2 separate regions of the Mus musculus genome follow, and region 1 is linked to region 2. A link is a contact called in ENCODE Hi-C or POLR2A ChIA-PET data. All regions are on one chromosome and are shown on one strand. The core of a region is the stretch at or near the end of the contact, and the rest is flanking DNA. Distances in the headings are between cores, read along the strand shown. Region 1 holds the start of Slc45a1 (solute carrier family 45, member 1). Region 2 has its middle 46 kb from the start of Gm36600.

Region 1 (6,170 bases), core at 2,656-5,155, 97 kb before region 2:
CACAGAGGTCATAGAGATAGAATGATGACATAGTTCTTGCCAGGAAAGATGTTCTAAGCAATGGGAATATTCCATTGGAAAGAGAAAGTGCTGTCGGCCACAGTGAAGATGTGAGGAGAGACGAAGTCACTAGCAAACTATTAGCTGGTGGTGAAGGACCAGGAAGTCTTGGCTAAAAGGTGAATTTTACACTGAGGTAACAACATGGGGGAGAAACTCACTCTCCCGTTACATCAATAACCGACTCATCTGCTGGCCTCGTAACCTGAGAACAGATAGGCCTGAGAACTATGTCTTCAAGTAGTACTTCATTTAAAATATAGTTCACATGTGAGGATTAAATCAAGATGAAGGTTTTAGGGGCTGGAGTGATGGCTTAGTGGGCCAAGACACCTGGTGTTAAGCCTGAAGACATGAGTTTGATGGCTAGGACTCACATGGTAGGAGAAAGCCAACGCCTAAAAGCTGTCCTCTGGCCTGCACCTGCACACGGCAGCCCTGGATCCATACATAAATAGTTACAATTATTTGTTTTTGTTAGAGATTAATAGTTTTTAAAAGCTAAGCTTTTGTGTGTTTCCTTCCCATAGCTTAGGAGCTTCTGCAGAGTGAGAGCTGTTGCATGACAAGCCCTCCCTCCAGAGCACAGGTAGGTCCTAGGGACCCCACAGCTTCACACTCTCAAAGCCAAGAGTCCTTGACACAGGGGTGCTGAGAGCTTGGCCCAACTCTGCCCGTTGGCCACAGCACACATTCTTCCTCAAGCCCTCCCCACTTAAGAGACACAGCATTGTACCCCCTCTTTCCTATCTGCATTCACCCCGGTAAGCATGTGTTCTGTCCCTTTAGCTGGGCTTGTGGCACATGCCTTTCTTTAATCCAGCACTCGGGAGGCAGAGGCAGGTGGATCTCTGAGTTCGAGGTCAGCCTGGTCTACAGAGTGAGTTCCAGGACAGCCAGGGCTACATAGTGAGACCCTGTCCTGAAAAACCAAAACCAAAACAACAACAAACCCACAAACAAACAAACAAAACGAAACTGTCCCTTTGACTCTGGAATGGAGGACTGTGGTTCCAGTCTGGATTATCCCGTTGGTGTAAAGGGCAACTTTCAGAGCCTGTTCCAGACGGATTGTGCAGACGGGCTGCTTCTCCATTAGCAGTAGGAATCCACCATCATATCCTGCTACTCAGCTTTAAACAAGGCTTGCATCCCTTCCTGGCAAAGGCAGACACTTGTCCGTTAATCAGTCCAGAGCAGCGGTTCTCAGCCTTCCTAATCTCTTTAACACAGCTCCTCATGCTGTGGTGACTCCCAACCAGAAACTTTTTTCCATTGCTACCTCATAACTGTAACTTTGTTACTGTTATGAATTGTAATGCAAATCTCTGTGTTTTCCCATTGTCTTAGGTGACCCTGTGAAAGGGTTGCTTGACCCCAAAGGGGTAATGACTTACAGGTTGAAAACAGCTGCTCTAGTCCAGGAGCCAGAACTAAACCCAAGTTTGGAGAAACTTCCTGTTTGTGTTGGAGTCAGGTCAGAATTACCTCTATCATCTATCTACCTATCTACCTACCTACCCATTATCTGTCTGTCTATCTATCTTTCTCTCTCTCTATATATAAATCTATCAGAGTGTGTGAGCAGGCATGTGTGTATGTGTGTGTACATGAACCATGAGAAAAGTGTGGAAGCCAGACATGTGTGCACGCATACATGTTTGTACACACAAACCATGACACACCTGTGGAAGCATGATGTGTGCATGTGTGTGTGCATGTGTGTACAGGAACCATTATACACATGTGGAAGCCAGACATGTACATGTGTGTATGTACATGTATACACATGTATGCATGTGGGTATATGTACATGTGTGTGCACGTGTGGCATGTGCATGTGTGTGCACATGTATGTGTCTACATATGTGTGTGCATGTGTGTGCACATGTGTGTGTGCATGTGTGTGTGTATATACTCGAACCATGACACACCTGTGGAAGCAGGAGGACAGCTTGCAGTATTTGGTTCTCTTTGCACCATTTGGGTCCCTGGAATGGAGCTCAGGTCGCCAGACTTGGTAGCAAATGCATTTACCCGCTAAGTCATATTGCTGGTCCCAGAATAACCTTTTTTATTAAAAAAATGTATTTGTCTGGGCTGAAGAGATAGCTTGGGAGGTTAGGAGCATTTGCTGCTCTTGTAGAGGCCCCACGCTTGGTTCCCAGCACCCACATCATGTGGACAGCAATCACCTGTAACTTCAGCTCCTAGAGATCTGATGACTTCTCTGGCTTCCCAGGTACTGGCACACACACACACACACACACACACACACACACACACACACACACACACGTGAAAATTAAGGTTTAAAAATAAAAAATTACATTTGAAGTTGGGCAGTGGTGGCACATGCCTTTAATCCCAGCACTCGGGAGGCAGAGGCAGGCAGATTTCTGAGTTCAAGGTCAGCCTGGTCTACAGAGTGAGTTCGAGGACAGCCAGGGCTACACAGAGAAACCCTGTCTTGAAAAATCAAGAAAAAAAATGTTAAATGCTTTACAAAATTTTATACTGTGACAGATTTTTTTAAAGTTACTTTTCTGTGGGCAGTTAGAGACACAACCTCTGACTTGCAGCAGGATACACCAGGCTAGCCCACCCAGGAGCTTCAAGAGATTTCCATCTCTGCTTCCTATCCAGCCCTAGGGCTGCCAGGATTGCAGGTACACGATACCACTACTGGTGGCTTTAAATGGGACATGGGGATTCAAATTCAGGTCCCCTTGCTTGGGCAGCAATTTCTTTATCCACTGAGCCATCCCTAACCTGTTATGGGCTGTTTCAACAGCACTTGATTAACAAAAAAGAAACATGCAATAACCTGAATACTTAAAAAAATGTATCTCACTTGGAATCAACCCATTTTCTTTTCTCTTTTCTGTTAAACAAAACAAAACGAAATGAAACAAACAAACAAACAAAAAACGGGGGGAGGGGGCTTTCCACCCATGGGGTTGCCTTAGGGTCAGTTCTCTTTCACCTCCTACAGATTCTCAGAGCTGTTAGTTCAAACCTCTTAAGGGGATGGAGCACTGAATCGGGGCCCAGTTCTGCTACATCTCCGGGACTTTGACTCCTTACTCAGGGCTAACTTGCCTCCAAAGTCCCGACTAGAAGCACTCTGACTTTGTTTCATCAGCACCTGACTCTCCTCCCCCTAAGAACAGGAAAACAAACGTTCTAACGACTCCAGGGGTCGTGAGAGGTTATTATCCAGAAGAGAATGAAGGGGAGGTTTGCCCGCCTCTAGTGTCAGCTTTAGCATGACACCCTCAGCGATATGACTCAGGACAGAGGTAATGACAGGGTGCTGTTCCCCATAACCCAGACATCCCAGGAGATGTTTTACAAAGGCCCCTGACCATCCAGAGGACTCAGCCTCAGGGAGGAGGTGAACCGGAAGCTGATGACACCTGCCCAGGTGGCCGGGAACAGGCCTGGGGCTCAATAAACAGAGCAGACGCTGGGTGCAAATTTTACCAGACTGCTTCTCCCTCTAGGCCTGCGGTTGCTGCGCCCCCGGAGGTTCCATTCTCAGCTTAATTCACTAAACATCCAAGAAGAACAAAGGTCTCCATGCCTGCCTAGAGCCCCCAGCCTGGGCACTAGTATCATCCTGGGGCCTAAGCAGCATTGCTCCCGGCGCCAAGCCGCGGAGCTGGGCAGAGGGCGCAGGAGGAAACGCCCGGTACCTGTACGTCCAGACGGGAGGCATCCCTTTCCCAGGCTGGGTTCCTGGTTCTTCGGGGTACAGCTCCGTCCTAGCCCGGCGCCCCCGGCCCCGCCGCGGCAGCTGCAGCATCACCCCGTGGGGCGGGGCCGTGACGTCACGGCTGCATCCCGCCGCTAGGTCCCGCAGAGCATCCTTAAAGCAGCCGGTTGGCTGTGCCATCGCACCTTTGGGGACAACCGGGGTCTATAGGCAGAATGCAGGAGTGGGAGGCAGTATGACTTTGTGGGACCAGTTCCAAAAACAGAACAAAACAAAAAAACCTGAGCGAAAAAAGAAAGACAGACATATAATAGTTTATGTTTGTTTTTCCATGGTCATGAATGTATTATAAAAGCACTTGCCGGGGCCCGTGACTGTTCTTCCTCATTCTCATTTTAAAGGAAATACATACATTTTTGTGTCTTCAATTCTAAGTAAATAGCCGTGCATATGTTTATAGATAAACACGTACCCCCTAAAATTGTGCCCATTGCACTAAACCAATCCCCCAAAGTATTACACTCATTATTCTGGCCACAGATCCATCAGGTGGCCGGGCTATGCCAGGCTTTATTCTAGACCCCTTGATGTAAGGAAGAGAGGGGGAAACCTTTCCGACCTCAGGGTTGACAGGCTAGAGAGGAATATACACATTAAATAGGATAAATAAAATAAATACGTAGGTGCTGGAGAGATGACTCAGTGGTAACAAGCCTTGCCAAGCAAGTCTGGAGATCTGAATTCAGTCCCTGGAACCCACTAAAGGTGGAAGGACAGATTCAACTCCAGTAATGTGCCCTCTGATCCTCCCCATAGCATCTGTGACACACACCCACCACTGCGCATATTCACAGTAAAGCATGCCAATGGTGTGTCAGAACACACAACTCCCTCAGAATACATACAATTTCAGATGAAACTGCTAAGGTAGAGAGATTATGGTGACTCTCCCGGGACTCTGCTGCCCACCAGTGACTGTGGCTGAAGTTGACTGTGTAGTTGCATGTCACTGAGAGTCTTAGTTCAGCTTCTGCACAGGGCATACATGTGTGCAGGCATGCAGTCTTTACTTGCCTAGCAACATTTTTGTAAGGGAAGAGGACACCTATGTTGGCTGTGACTAAACACAAACACAAGAAACAACTCCAGGGAGAGGGCTTATTCTGGCCTCTCGTTCTAGAGAACAGCGTAGGGGCGGGAGGGTGAGGCGCTACCCACACCACACCCACGATCTGGAAGCAGAGAGAGAGAGAGATGAAGGCTCCTTTGCATGCAGTCCAGGCCCCCAGCCATGGGATGGTGCAGCCCACATTCAGTGTGGGTCTTACATACTTAATGAAGCGGCCAGGTAAACACGGTGATGCTTCTTAGGAGAGACCAGATGCCATGGGGTTGATAATCAATATTTACGATCTCCAGCAACTCCAGCAAACAAGAAAGCAGGTAGATAGGGGGTGTGGGGCTGAGGGAGGGGTGTAGGGCTGAGGGAGGAGCATGGGGCTGAGGGAGGAGCGTGGGGCTGAGGGAGGGGCGTGAGGCTGAGGGAGGGGCGTGGGGCTGAGGGAGGAGCGTGGGGCTGAGGGAGGGGCGTGGGGCTGAGGGAGGGGCGTGGGGCTGAGGGAGGAGCGTGGGGCTGAGGGAGGGGCGTGGGGCTGAGGGAGGAGCGTGGGGCTGAGAGAGGCAGAGATGCTGCAAGTTTGAGTTGAGGAGGCAATGATATTTAGAGAAATACGCGGAGGTAAAGGGTCAGCTCTACTGACATCTTGAAGAGAAGTGACACTGGGCACAGGGAAGAGGAGTGAGTGCAGACGCCCTGGGGACCTGACATGATCCAGACAACTACAGGCCTGTGCTGAGCAGCCACACGGTTGCTCCAGAGGGAGATGCATGGCCGTGGGGGTTGAGGTGAGGACATGTTGAAGAAATGATACTTCGAAGACAACGTAAGGCTGAGGACGTTCTCAACAAAGGGTTGATCTGCCCACAGGTGGCAGATCTGTGGGCAGGGAAGAGCCCAGTGAGCACAGAGCTTGAGAGGCCTTGTGATGGGAGAGGCTGCACAGAGGCCCAGGTGTCGGAGAGGAGGGGCTGCAGTGGCAGCTGGAGGCAGGACTCCTGTCATTTCCTCCCTCCTCCATCTCTCCTCCCTCCATCTCTCCTCCCTCCATCTCTCCCCCCTCCATCTCTCCCTCCTCCATCTCTCCCTTCCTCCATCCCTCCTTCTTCCACCTCTCTCCCTCATCCATCCTTCCTTCCATCTCTCCCCCTCCATCTGTCCCTCCCTCCACTCCTCTATCTTTCCATCCCCCACCCCCCCTTTCCTTCTTTTAATGAGGTCTCGTTATACTACCTAAGCTGACCTTGAACTCTATAGGTTTATGCTACCATGCTG
Region 2 (6,868 bases), core at 267-2,766:
ATCACCACTGCCCGGCTTGGTCTATTCTTTTTTCCTGATAATTCCACTTTTTCCTTAGAGGCCCTTGTGTGTGTGTGTGTGTGTGTGTGAGAGAGAGAGAGAGAGAGAGAGAGACAGAGACAGAGACAGAGACAGAGACAGAGACAGAGAGACAGAGAGAGAGAGACAGAGAGAGAGAGAGACAGAGAGACAGAGAGAAAGAGACAGAGAAACAGAGACACAGAGAGAGAGAGACAGGAAAAGGAGGCAGACAGATGGAAGGAGAGAGACAGAGACAGAGAGGAGAGAGACAGAGAGAGGAAAAGAAAAACAGATGGAAAGAGAGAGTGAAACACAGAGACAGAAAGACAGAGAAAATAGAGAGACAGAGACAGGAGAGAGAGACAAAGAGAGGAGAGACAGATGGGTAAGAGAGAGAGAGAGAGAGAGAGAGAGAGAGAGAGAGATCAATAGATAAATGTTCTTGCAGGAGCCTGGCCCTGGAGAACGAATGACTCATGCTCATTTATTTCACATCCTGGGCCTGTGGACTATTTCTCCAATCACCAAAGAGCCAATGGCCCAGGGCTTCTTATCACTCACTGATAGGAGTTCGCAGCCCATAAAACCCAGCTCTGCTCCACTCTGCAGGAAAACATCTGCACCTGGGCTTCTTGGCCCAGAAGAATGTGACTTAGTCACCTGTGGGTAAGTGTAGCCATTGTTCTGCCTCCCCTGTACAGGCCAGCCACCCCAGATCAATCACATGTGGTTGACAGCCGCAGGGGACCCTGGCTGGGATGTGCATTCCTCTGGTTTCTCGCCAGCCCCCCCTCCCCCCAGTAAAACATCGGTGATGGCCCTGAGCAAGCATGGGGCAAAGCTTATCTTCCTAAAGCCCAGGCTCACTCACTCCCCTCATCGGTGACAGTGATGGTGTGACCTACACTGAGGACGCGATGACAAGCTGCTGCTAAGAATTCCAGGCTGCCTTCCTCCAGTAGCACCTGGCTTTCAGGCACAAAAACACAGGGTGATGATGCTGTCACCGGATGTCAAAGGTGACTCTTGGATAAGACCATGAGTCACTTCCAGCCCTGGTCCTACTGGAGGGGCTGCTCAAAACAGCAGCTGTTGGCCCTCTCAGTCTGCGCTCGACATTTGGGTGGTTGAACGGAGTGGAAAGGCTTTGGTGCTGGACCATGTGAAAACTCATGACAGATCCTTTCATGCAAGAACTCAAAAAAAAGTGCTCAGGTTGAGCGAGCCTCCTGGGGAGGTGCTTTCTCTCAATGCCATTTTTTTTTAACGCCCTGAAGAAACAGAATGGCCTTTGCCGGTGGCATCTCAGCCGCCATGTCTAGGGGACAGCATGTCCTCAGCTCTCAGTTGGTCGGTCAGTCAGTCTGTCCATCTATCTGGCCCTCCCTTCCACCACTCTCACCCTCGACCTGTCCCACCTCACCCATCCTGCTGGACCTGGGTCAGCCCCACCTCCTATAATGCTTGCCCAGATGCTTCCCCCAGCTGAACTCCCACAGGACAGGCTAAATCAGGTCACCGACCCTACACAGCTTGTCCAACATGATCCAGAAGGTTCTGGTTGGCAGCATCGCCCAGACAGAGAGACACGCAGTCCCCACCCACAGCCTCGCAGTGTAGGGAAAGGGGACAGGATAAAGTGCAAGGCCCCTAGGGCCGTTGCCCAAAGAGATCTGTACAATTCCAACTCATCATTTACCCATCAAAGCAAGTCAAGTGGTCGCTCCTGCCTCAGAGGTGACCCTACAAGGAGTCCCGGGATCTAGGCTATTGCTCTGCCTTAGGGTGGGGACCACAGTCATCACACACTGTTACCTGGAGGGTTGGTCAGGTCAAAGGAAGGGGAGGCCTGAATCAAGCCTGACTTTCAGAGCGTGGCTGGCAGACTCAGTTCTCACGGGCACAAACAACTCTTTCTTTTATACCCAGGACACCCATACAGGATCATGGCCTGTGGCTTGCTGTGGCACTGGGCACAAAGATATCTAGTAAATACTGCTGAATAACAAGTCATTTCTCTAGCTCACGGGGGCCTTGTAATGTAAGTGCGCTGCTCTGGCTGCTAATGAGCTTTGCAAAGGCCAGGAAACTTGTGTTCTCAAGCTGGGCATGGTGGTGCGTGCCTATATAATCATAGGATTCTGGAGTTGGAGGCAGGAGGATTGGGAGTTCAAGACTAGCCTGGGCTACACGGGACCCTGTCACAAACAAACAAACAAACATGCATACATACATACATACAACCCAGACGCAAAAACTAAACGAGGAGAAGCAGCTCAGCGGCCTGTGTGCCTCCATTAATTCAACAGGTGTGTACTGTATTGCTCAGCACCCCCACTGAGCACCACCCTAGCCAGTTTCTGTCCTAAAGATCTCAGAGACAGTCCACAGGCAAAATCAAGAGCCACGCGATTGTACATTCAGCTCCTCTATTTGAGGGGCTAGGGATGTGGCTCCACTGGTAGCGTGCCTGCCTAGCATGCAAGAGGCCTGGGTTCAATCCTCAGCATCACATAAATAGGGTGTGGTCATATACGCCCGTACCCTAGCATTCTGGAGAAAGGAAGATAGAAAGTTCAAGGTCAACCCTGGCTACAGAGTAAGGTGTAGGCCAGACTGGGATACATGAAGACCTTGGGATAGATACAGGAAGAGGGGAGGGGTGAGTCCTACACAGAAGCAGCTGCCACAGAACACAGGGAAATACTTCTGGGGGTGTGGAGGGAATCAAGAAAGTTTTCCTCAAGGAAATGAAATTTCACCTGAGCCTAGGTCAAAAGTGCTGTCCTCACACACAAAAGTTGGTGGTGGAGGTGGTGGGGGACAGGATTGGTGATGGGTTTCCGGTTAGATCAGAGGAGCACAGGAGGGGCTGTCCCGAAAAGGCTAGTCAGTCAATATTTTAGGCTTTGTGAGCCACATTATGAAGTCTGCCACGTGTTCTTTCTGTGTGCCCATGTGTGTTTATAATTCTTTTAAGATGTAAAAGTCATCTTTGGTCCGCAGACCATATAAAAACAAAAACAAGCGAAGGCACACCCAAGGGGATGCCTATATTTAAAAAAAAAGAAGAAGAAGAAGAAGAAGGATAATAACAAGTTCTGGGGGAGGATGTGGAGAAATGTCCCTTGGACATTGCTAGTGGGAAGGGAGAACATGGGGGTGGATGTGGGAAGGGGTCTGGCAGCCCCTCACAAAGCTAAACACAGCTGGGACCTGACCGAGCCCTTCCACTCTTGGCTGCATGCGTATCCAGGAGAACTGGAAACATATGCTCACACAAAACCCGTGTTTGATCCTTAGAATAGCATGTCTCGGAATAGCCATTACCATGGAAACACTGGTGTCCATCATGTGATGAATGGGTAGATGAAATATAGACAGGAATGAAGTTGTGCCGCATGCCACGGCACAGAGGAACCTGGAAAACACTTCACGAACAAGTAGAAGGAAGCAGACACGGAGACCAGACTTTGCAAGACTGGGCTCTGATGAACACCTCCAAGCAAGCAAGCAAGTCCACAGGCGGACCAGTGAGCCCTGTCCTGCCCTGGAGGGCTTCAAGGGAGGGAGGAGAGCCTGCTAATGCCCACAGCGTCTTTGGGGATTGATCAGAATGTTCTGGAATCGCCAGTAATAAGGACTTCACAGCTCTGTGAATGCAGGAACTGTCACAGGATTGTGTGGCTTGGAAGTGTGACTTAGGGACTGAGGACAGAGCTCAGAGGGTGAAGTGCCCGCCACACAAACTTGAGGACCGGAGCTTGGATTGCCAGAACTCACATAAAACTCGGCGTGGTGAGGCACGTCTGTAGTAATCCTTGCGCTAGACGCAGAGACTCAGCCCTGGAGCACAATGGCCAGCAAGAGTAGCCTGTTGGTGAGCTCTAGGGTCAAGGAGCTCTGTCTCAAAAACTGAGGTGTGGGTAAATAAAATACAATTGTCAGCACTGACATCTGGCAGCTCACACACACACACACACACACACACACACACACACACACACACACACACACGCACGCACAACTCACACACAAACACACACACACACACACACACACACGACTCACACACAAACACACACACACAGACATACACAGACACACATGCACATCTGGGATTTGGGTACCATAGCAGGGGTTATCTGGGCGCGGCCCAGATCTCTGTGTGTGGAAAGGCACACTGCTTGTCACATCTAGTAAGAGTCTGAGGCAGTGATGGCTGAGACCCAGAAGGCAGGAGGAAGGTGGGCATGTGAGTGGGACGAGAGAGACCCTGGAGTGTGTCCACTCCAGAGCAGTTCACAGGTCCTGAAGGACATTCTAGTGGGAAACCCTATCACCAGGCAAGAGGAAGCTATGAGCCTGGATCTCTGAAGAGCAGAGACTGGGGCAGAGGAGGCAGGCTGAGGAAGAGTCAGGTAGCTGGCCTAGAAAGGGCCTGATGTGCCTGCCATAGGAGGTCTCGGGAGTCGGAAGATAGAAAGCAGGAGCCCGCCAACCCGAGAGGTGGGAGAAGATCAAGGAGATGCAGGAAAAAGTCTGAATGTGAGAGGGCCGGAGAGCTGCTGGTCATGAAGGAGAGAGCACCAGATGTTATTATGAAGTGGCCTTGTTCAGTGAGTGTTCAGTGAGTCAGAGACTGAGAGAAGAAACAGAGGTCCCAGGATGAATAACTCTGCCCCCAGCTTTGGGGTGGGGTGGGAGGAGTGAGAGTCTGTTTCCTGGTGCACCACCGTGTTTGAGCTGGAAAGATGGAAAGTTCTGAGGATGCGCAGTGCCATTGGGTACCCAAGTGTGAACGGACCCAGTGCTGTTAAATGGTTGGAACTATAGAGTTGTTTTCTAAACAGAGTTTCATTATGTAGGCTGGCTTCAAACTCACAATCCTCCAGTCCGTCCTTCCTCCCATCCCTGAAGTGCTTGAATTTCAAGAGTGCACCACCACATCCAGCTAGGATTATACACTGCATACGTCTGTCTTTACCACTGTTATGTGTGAACGTTAATGTCCCATGGCTGTGATAAATTCTAACTCCTGAGACAGTAGGCCTGGGAGGGGACGAGGTCATGGGGCTGGAGACCTTGTAACCAAGGTCTAGTGCCCTTTCCTAAGGTGATCTGAGGACACATTTGCCTGCCATTATATTAGTGGTTATCAACATTCCTAACGCTGTGACCCTTTGACACAATTCCTCCTGCTGTGGTGACCCTAATCATAAAATTATTTTCGTTACTACTTCATAACTGTAATTTTGCTACTGTTAGGAAACATAATGTAAAGATCTGTGTTTCCCAGTGGTCTTAGGTGACCCCTGTGAAAGGGTCATTTGACCCCGAAGTAGTCACGACCCACAGGTTGAGAACCACAGTTAGATGAAGGCAAAGAAGGCACCGTCCACGAGCCAGAAAGCAATGCTACCAAGGCACGTGAAGAAGGGCTGTTTGTCTCAATGGAGGACTCACCAGCCTGCAGGACTGTGAGAGACACAACTCAGGTTATTTTGCTGTCATCAGTTCGACAGACTCAAATGATGGTGACAATAATCAGCAGCCTGCAGCTGTGACTGCAGCTGCCGTGTGAATTTTGAGACCTCAGGTCCATCCTGCTCCTTGATGGCAGCTGAGCTCTCCAGAATACACGTCTTAGGAAGTGCCACCTGGAGTCTGGTTTTTGCAGAGCCCAGATGGACACAGCACTGCTGCCCATTGCCTCCACTGAGCAGAAAGCGTGAGGGGTCAAGCGTCACCTGGACAATTGGTGTAGCTTCCATTTCTTTCATGCAATCTGGATTCTGGTTATCTGGAGATCCTGCCCACCCCATCACCCATATCTTCTTTCAATTTCCTGGGTAGAAGCCATGCCCAGGAGAGGTTTATGTAGGGTCTTGATTCAAAAATGGTCATACCAGTCCTGAGGTCTTTTCTGCTCTCTGGCCTCTACTAACACCGACTTGTCCTTCCAAACCCCACTCCTGTGGCTCTGTGAGGACATCCGAGGCTCCTTTAGTAAATTCGGTTGTCAAAAAATAAAGAAAAGAAGAGGAGAGGGGAGGGGAGGGGAGGGGAGGGGAGGGGAGGGGAAGGGAGAAAGAAGAGAAGAGAAGAGAAGAGAAGAGAAGAGAAGAGAAGAGAAGAGAAGAGAAGAGAAGAGAAGAGAAGAGAAGCAGGGTTTTCTTGTGTCCTTGGTCCTCAGAGTCACTTAAATGAGCCTCTTGTGGCATTGGGCCCTCTCCCTGGTTTTTCTGCCAAGAACACAAGGTGTGTGGGTCTTTGTCAGGTTGCTCTGTACAAATTCTTTGTGGAAGCTTCTCTGTAAGGCCCCCATTCTTCAAATCCAGGAGATGCAGGGCCAGGGAAGGTATGTTGGAAGTCTGTATTACAAAGCTACAGTGCCAAGATTGGTGGGAAGCATTGTCAGAACAGCCTCACTTCTAGGAAAGCCCACAGCTCCCTCTGGCCCAGTCGGCCTTTATGTGTTGGCTGACCACTGCGGTGACAATTAACCTGTTATAGTCAAGGGGATAGAGGCAAAGGTTTAGCCTGACTCACGGTGTCAGTTTTGACTCATGGTTGGGACATTTCTTTTTTTTTTTTTTTTAAAGATTTATTTATTGATTATATGTAAGTACACTGTAACTGTCTTCAGACACACCAGAAGAGGGCGTCAGATCTTGTTACGGATGGTTGTGAGCCACCATGTGGTTGCTGGGATTTGAACTTTGGACCTTCGGAAGAGCAGTCGGGTGCTCTTACCCACTGAGCCATCTCACCAGCCCGAGACATTTCTTAGTGAAGCATCTTGGAGGGAATCTCGCACTGGCCTGGAATCAGAAGAAGGAAAATA

What was found. A loop is a pair of places that touch in the nucleus more often than their neighbours do. ChIA-PET counts read pairs that join two places held with the same protein, here RNA polymerase II (POLR2A).
Region 1: a map of T-helper 2 cell shows a loop between it and region 2 (2.5-fold over the local background). The contact joins the promoter of Slc45a1 here to the enhancer-like site in region 2. A Hi-C loop is called at or near these places in 1 of 37 maps with a recorded cell type or tissue (T-helper 2 cell). POLR2A ChIA-PET finds 5 or more read pairs at or near these places in 2 of 5 experiments (both embryonic stem cell).

What each region holds. Positions count from the first base shown.
Region 1 is chr4:150,648,269-150,654,438 of GRCm38, forward strand. It overlaps Slc45a1 (solute carrier family 45, member 1), which reads right to left and starts at 3,906. Exons shown (of 9, transcript NM_173774.3): 1 at 3,759-3,906.
Region 2 is chr4:150,747,720-150,754,587 of GRCm38, forward strand. No RefSeq gene overlaps it. Among named protein-coding and RNA genes, the nearest start is that of Gm36600, 46 kb to the left of the region's middle. Within about 2 kb of position 1,517, at least 1 of the 3 ENCODE cell types and tissues checked has a DNase peak (open chromatin) inside an H3K27ac peak, as active enhancers do.